Linked DNA regions of Homo sapiens: region 1 is linked to region 2. A link is a contact called in ENCODE Hi-C or POLR2A ChIA-PET data. All regions are on one chromosome and are shown on one strand. Each heading gives the region's core, a stretch centred on a gene start or an enhancer-like site at or near the end of the contact. The rest is flanking DNA. Distances are from core to core; before and after follow the strand shown.

What was found. A loop is a pair of places that touch in the nucleus more often than their neighbours do. ChIA-PET counts read pairs that join two places held with the same protein, here RNA polymerase II (POLR2A). Pooled maps may share reads with other maps.
Region 1: a loop to region 2 is called in a pooled map, with 6 times the contacts of the local background. The contact joins the promoter of MYO15B here to the promoter of KCTD2 in region 2. A Hi-C loop is called at or near these places in 6 of 50 pooled maps. POLR2A ChIA-PET finds 5 or more read pairs at or near these places in 2 of 52 experiments (GM10248 and H1).

Annotation. Positions count from the first base shown.
Region 1 is chr17:75,586,550-75,589,049 of GRCh38, reverse strand. It overlaps MYO15B (myosin XVB), which reads right to left and starts at 1,250. Exons shown (of 64, transcript NM_001395058.1): 1 at 1-1,250. The coding sequence starts at 992. RefSeq lists a silencer at 19-148 and enhancers at 1-600, 1,029-1,098, 601-1,434.
Region 2 is chr17:75,045,469-75,049,981 of GRCh38, reverse strand. It overlaps KCTD2 (potassium channel tetramerization domain containing 2), which reads right to left and starts at 2,757. Exons shown (of 6, transcript NM_015353.3): 1 at 2,393-2,757; 2 at 654-762. The coding sequence starts at 2,731. It overlaps ATP5PD (ATP synthase peripheral stalk subunit d), which reads left to right and starts at 3,013. Exons shown (of 6, transcript NM_006356.3): 1 at 3,013-3,057. RefSeq lists enhancers at 2,774-3,068, 2,953-3,538, 3,477-3,546 and a silencer at 2,647-3,076.

The DNA of each region.
Region 1 (2,500 bases), core at 1-2,500, 540 kb before region 2:
GGGTCCTCCGGCCCCGCTCCTGCTGCGGCTCCCGCTTCGCCCTCGCCTGCCGCCGCTGGCACCTGCCCCACCGCCTTTCCGACCTGGTGGCGCGGAGCCCGGGCCGTCGAGGCCTGCATTGTTTCTGGCTCGGCGCCCCGCTGCGCCCGGTTGTCGCTCGCGTCCTTGGCCGGCCCAGTGTCCCGAGGAGCCCGCGAGCTGTCCTCGAAGGTCCTGGAGGCCATAGCTGCCCGAGAGCCCCGTCCAGGTCCGGTCCCCAGCGGACTCGAGTCGGAGTCCCCGCCGGAATGCTCGCTGGCTCCCAGGGGCCCCGTCCCCGACGACCCTTCCCGGCCCCGGGTATCTGCGTGGGGCCAGTCGCTGTCCAGGCCGTCGCTGCTTGGCTCCAGCGCTGACTCCGGCCCGGTTTTTGTCCCTTCCGAGCCCATGTCCGTAGGCTCCGGCGTGGGCCGCAGCTCCCGGGCTGTGCCGCGCTGGCTGCCGCTCTCCTGGGCCTCGCGGGTTTCGCTGTCCGGACAGGAGCTGCCTCCGTCCCCACCCGACGTGTCCCCATTGAGGCTCCTGGGCGTCCGGCGGCCCCGCCGAGCCGAGGGCCCCTTATCTTTCCGCTTCCTCCTACGGCGGCCGCCCAGCTCTTCTCCTCCGGAGAGGCTTCCCTCCTCCAGGCGCCCCCCGCGGCCGCCCCTGGGCCCGCGTCCCTGACGCTGCGCGTTGCTTTGCCTCTCCTGGGCTTTCGGGGACAGCCCAGCCCCTGGGCGTCTGCAGCCGCCGTTCCCCTCTGCAGTGGGCTTCCTGCGGCCACCAGGGGTTCCCTGGCCCCCGGCGGTGGCAGGCTCGGCCGCCGGTTTCGCCCTGTCCGCCTGCCCGCGGTCGGAACGGCGTTCCCGGCTGGGCGCGCCATCCGCGCTGGCCGACCCCGACTCCTGCTCCCCTGAGGCCGGCCTCCCGGGCCTCTCCAGGCGCTGGGGCGCTTTGCGCTGGTTCCTGCCCATGGCTGGCCCAAAGGAGACGGGCTTCCCGACGCCCAGGTCCTTTCCCCTCCCCGGGGATTTGGCCTCCCGCGGTGACCTTCTGTGCAGTGCACCACCCGGCTCTGCTCTCGCAGGGGCTACAGGCTCTACTCCCCGAGGTGCCCGCCTTACAGGACCATCAATAATGCAGAAGGCGGCGGGTCCTGACCCCCTCGGCCAACAATGGAATAGAGGCGCCCAGGAAACAGGAGACGCTACAGCTGCGGACAGGGCAACAGTGCCGCCGGGAGGCGCTGCCAGCCAGGCCAGCCTCGCACCGCGCCAGACTGAGGGGGTCCATGCTCCACTCCCACCTCAGTGCTTGCCCAGCAAGGAAGGGCCCAGAGAACCTGTCTGGACTTCTTCCTTCTGAGGGTTCCAAGGGACTGGGGCCAGGCCCACCCTGGCACACGGCAGCACTCCATGAGTCGCTAGGGTTTTTGTTCTTTTCAATTGTGGAATAAATACAATTTACCGAAAAGTACATAAAACATAAATGTACATCTTGAACTGGTGTAAAACATGCCTGTCTACCTCCTTGGAGTTGTGGAACAGAACCACACCCCATACATTCCTGATTGCCCCAATGTGTGTGTTTTTAAAATATCTATTTTTAAAACAGGTAATACATTCACATAATTCAAACATCCAAACATTACAAGATAAAAGTCTCCCATTCCTGACCCTCAGCCTATGTACTCAGTGTTCCCCTGAGGTTACCCATTTCTGTATTTCCTTGCAAAATTTTCCAGGTTGGCCGGGCGCGGTGGCTCACGCCTGTAATCCCAGCACTCTGGGAGGCCAAGGAGGGCGGATCACGAGGTCAGGAGATGGAGACCATCCTGGCTAACATGGTGAAACCCCCGTCTCTACTAAAAAATACGATAAATTAGCCGGTCGTGGTGGGGGGCGCCTGTAGTCCCAGCTACTCGGGAGGCTGAGGCAAGAGAATGGCATGAACCCAGGAGGCAGGAGAGAATGGCATGAACCCAGGAGGCAGAGCTTGCAGTGAGCTGAGATCACACCACTGCACTCCAGCCTGGGTGACAGCATTTTGTTTGTCTCAAAAACAAAGAAACAACAACAAAAACTTTCCATGCAGAGAAAAGCAAATATTATATTTTTCCCCTTTAGCACAAGTGGTAGCTTATGTAGCTCCGGGGTCTCCACTTTGCCTTTTTCACTTAACAATGTAATCTGGTGATTTCATAATAATACCATAAAAAGCCAGCCTGCCTTCCTCCCTTCTCTCCTCCCTCTCTTCCTTGCAAATAAATGCACCATGGTTGAACCAATTCCTTATTGATGGGTTTCTACATCCAAAGTGGATCCTGGCCAAGTGAGGTGGCTCATGCCTGTAATCCCAGCATTTTGGGAGGCCGAAGTGGGTGGATCACCTGATGTCAGGAGTTCGAGATCTGCCTGGCCAACATGGTGAAACCCCATCTCTACTAAAAATACAAAAATTACCTAGGTGTGGTGGCACATGC
Region 2 (4,513 bases), core at 1,508-4,007:
AGCTCCCAGATCAGGGTGCCCTGGATTTAGGGACAGTCCCCTTTACAACTGAATGCCTTCAGTGGGACCATGCCAAGCCTTGTAGAAAGTGGACTAGACCCACTTATAGTCCCAATGCCCTACAAACCACAAAGATGAGGCAAGTAATGATACACCTGACAATGAACTAGAGAATGAATTAGGTCAGCTGCAAACATTTACAGGGAAGCATGAGGCCAGAGTCTTAAAAGAAATGAGGCCAAGCCTTTATTATTTTTGTACAACTGTGAGTTCAAACCAAAATTAAAACTATAAATAATTGAATGTCAGAGATGTCTTGCTTCTTCAGACTACAGACACTCACTGCTAGCACACAAACAAATGTAAAAAAAGGATCGTGACAATTCTGGAGATTCGGAAAGAACTCCTGAAGTTATCTGCAAAGCGGAGCTACCTATCTTCCTTCTCACCCAGGAAGCTGAACAAAGCCTAAGGAGGCTTCCTTAATCATGACTCCCTCAGACAAGACTGGTAGTTTCTGCTCTGTTTCATAAACCTGAAACTATACCTGCACATGCGCCTGATGAAAATGTCAAACAAAATTGAAATCTGTAAAACAACTTTAAAGATTCTACTTGCATTTTGAAAATCCCCAATGCAAACAGTGCGCTTACCTTCTTCTGCCAACTCCTTAGTGATGATGAGTTTCCCGTGGCGGAGGTAGTTGAGGATAGGACCAAAGTAGGTGGGGTCCCTGTCAATCAGATAGGCTCCTGTCTCATCCTGCCAACCAAACACAAGGGTATCATTGTGGACCTTTGAGGAGTATTTTAAACAAAGGCAGGGCAGGATTTCACCATCTTTGTCAGCGCCCCAAGACAACAATTCATTCCATCAGCTAAAAAAGACTTTAGTGATGGCAAATTTTGTTACACATTTGTCACAAACTATTGGTAAGAAAGCTATAGCTTTATGTATCTTGTACATTAAGATCATCTTAGGTAGGGTGTTACAGACAGTCATACTCATTTAGGCGTTTACTTACTGGCTGGAATTTGCAATCTTTGCCTGGACAATAATTACAGTGACAAACATTCTTCTGTAGCGTGTTTGTTATTAAGAAAGGGAGAAAATGCCGTAGCTGTGTAACTGAAATCTTTGCTTGAGATGGACATTCTGACTTTTCCACTGCCTCTGAACTGCATTCCTAATTCCAAGAAAACCTCTGTGTAGTTGGCAATGCTCCTGAGCTCAAGGCCAACATCAGTGGGAGTTTGCACTGCCAGCTGTAATCTCACACACCCCAGCTCTGTGCCCAGAGGAAGCTCGGTACTGCCAGGACTTGGCTCTGAGCAGCTTTAATCCTACTCATCTTTACAGTAAAAGGAACAAGAAGAAACTGGCTTCTATTACCACAAGGAGGATATAGAGTAGATAAAAATAATTCCTTTATAAGCAAGGGTTTTGAAATCTCTTTAAAGTTAGGGCAGGATAGGTTTCCATCAATCTGAGATTTCTTAGAGAAGAGGAATAAACGAAAACAACAAATGTTTACGCAACTCCAGCTCTGTTTTGAGGTCACCAGCTGAGTGCTATATGGGATATAAGATGGTGTGAGTTATGGTCAGTGCCTTTAAGTTGAGAACTTAAAGGTGAATACGTAAAGTTAAAAAGAAATTGACACAGTTCAAACTGGAAATGGTTTAAGTGTCTTGTCACCTCTCAACCCTTTGGTTAGCAGCCATGCATCCTGCCCAAAATTTTCCCGGGAAAATTTTCATTTTCCTTCTGTCTTAGCCTAGATTTGCAGCGGCAAACAGTAACCTCTTTCCAAAAAACGCATTTGATCTAAATATGGACCTAAACCAGTGACTGTTAACAGATAAAAGTTCTGCGACCAGGACTATAGAAAAGCAGTGTGATATCACAAGGAGCGCTTCCTGCAGCTGTGGAAGCCCAACTTGGCAGAGGGGTCCGAGAGGGAGTCTGAGAAAGCTACAAGGATGCCTGAGCTAACCCTGACCCAGTTCTGGATGCATCTGGCACCGGCAGTGGGGGGACTGAAGAGGAGCCAGGGAAAACTCATGCAGATCTCAGTGGGATGTCAGGGGCAGAGAATATGGAGAAGGGGTGTGGAGTGCGTTCTCGTGGGTGCAGGTGGGCGCAGTGTGGGAAGGAGTCTCAGAGAACGAAGGGCGGGGTCGGGGAGAAAGCCAGAGTATGCCTCAGCATGGAAGAAGGGGAGTGGGAGGTCCCTCTGAGGCCCCTGCGAGTAGTGTGGGAGGGAGGGGGAGGATGGGGTCCCGGCCTGAGGGGGCTGCCTGTGAGGAGCGTGTCTCAGGACTCTGGGGACCGATCTACGAGAAACCAGGGGGTTCGAAGGCCCGGGGGCGCGCCCGAGGGCGGGGCACACCTTGTCTGAGTCCAGCTCCGGGTCCTCCTGGCAGCAGAGGCGGCAGAGAAATGACTTGGGCTCCCGGCCTAAGGTCTGTCTGGTGGTCACGAAGTAGGTGCCTCCCACGTTCAGCCTGACCCAGCGGGCCGCGCCGCCGCCCCCTGCCCGCTCGGGTGGTCCGGGACCCGGCTCCAGCGGCTGCGCGACGGCGGCAGCCGGGCGGCCGTGCCCGCGGGGCGTGGGGCCAGCCGGGCGTGGGCTGGGGGGCCCGCGGACTGGGCCACCCCCGTCGCCCACCCCACTCCCGCCGCCCCCTCCCAGCCCCGCCATCGCCGGGTCCAGCTGCAGTTCCGCCATCTTGGACCGCCGCCGCCACCGCTGCTGCCCGCGCGCAGCCGGGCCGGCCCATTTCTCGGCAGGGAGAGCCGGGCCGGCCCATCGGCGGGGGTGGGGCAGAGGGGAGAGGGACGGGAGCGCCCCCAACCAGCGCCCGGGGACCCGCGCGGGGGAGGCGCTGTGCCCGCCCCCGGGAAGATACTTCCGGAACCAGCCCTCATCTCTATTGGCTGATCTGCGAAGCAAGGCCCACCCCCTTGGCTTTGGGGTTGGCTGAGGAAAGATCTTCCCGTGACCCACTTCCGTTACTTGCTGCGGAGGACCGTGGGCAGCCAGGGTCGGTGAAGGTGAGTGGGGCTTGGGGCATTGGATCCGATCCCTGGAGGGCTCCTCTGCTCTGCCCTCTCCAAACCTCACGCCGACCCTTGTCACGCCCCCGTCAAGGACGCTGGGCCCTCGGCTTGCCCCGCTGGCAGAGTGTCCCTTGTGTAGCTGCCGCTCCTCGCCCCGCGATCCCTTCCTCAGCCCTCCTTGGCGCGCGGGGTCAGGGGGGCCCGGCTGTGTCCCAGGCGCCGCTGATGTAGGCGCTGCCACAAGCCGTGTCTCGTGCAGTCCGCTCCCAGCGCGGCAGACTTCAATAGTTTGGTGGGGGGACTGGGGAAACATTACGCAGACAGTGTTAACCTGCCGAGGGACGCTCAGCTGGCTGCGGGGCTGCGCCCTTCCCCTTCGGCAGCTTCCAGGATTCGAACGTATAGAGCGTTCAGGGCTCCTCGGGTGCAGAGTTCGGTTACTCATTCAAGAAAGATTCATTGAGCACCTCCTATGCGCATGATCTGTTCTAGGCGCTGGGGATTAAGCAATAGATTTTTAAGAATTAAAAAAAATTTCGCCGGGCGCGGTGGCTCACGCCTGTAATCCCAGAATTTTAGGAGGCCAAGGCGGGCGAATCGCGAGGTCAGGAGTTCGAGACCAGCCTGGCCAACGTAGTGAAACCCCGCCTCTACTAAAAATACAAAAAATTAGCTGGGCGTGGTGGAAGGCCCCTATAATCCCAGCTGCTCGGGAGGCTGAGGCAGGAGAATCGCTTGAACCCGGGAGGCGGAGGTTGCAGTGAGCCGAGACCACGCCACTACACTCCAGCCCAGGCGACAGTGCGAGACTCCGTCTCACTCACACACACACACAAAGTTATTTGTGACTTCCATTTTCCACTGATGTTGCGGGAAATCAGGGACCCCAAACAGAGAGACCGGCTGAAACCATGGCAGAAGAACGTGGATTGTGAAGATTTTATGGACATTTATTAGTTCCCCAAATTAATACTTTTGTAATTTCTTATGCCTGTCTTTACTGCAATCTCTAAACATAAATTGTAGAGATTTCATGGACACTTATCACTTCCCCAGTCAATACTCTTCTGATTTCCTATGCCTGTCTTGTCTTTAATCTCTTAATCCTGTCAGTTGAGGATGTATATCGTTCCAGGACCCTGTAATAATTGTGTTAACTACAAAAATTGTACAGCATGTGTGTTTGAGCAATATGAAATGTGGGCACCCTGAAAAAAGAACAGGATAACAGCAATTGTTCAGGGAACAAGAGAGAACCTTAAACTCTGACCGCCGGTGAGCCGGGCAGAACAGAGCCATATTTCTCTTCCTTCAAAAGCAAATGGGAGAAATATCGCTGAATTCTTTTTCTCAGCATGGGATATCCCTGAGAAAGAGAATGCGCACCTAGGGGTAGGTCTCTGAACTGGCCCCCCTGGGGCGTACCTGTCTCTTATGGTTGAGACTGCAG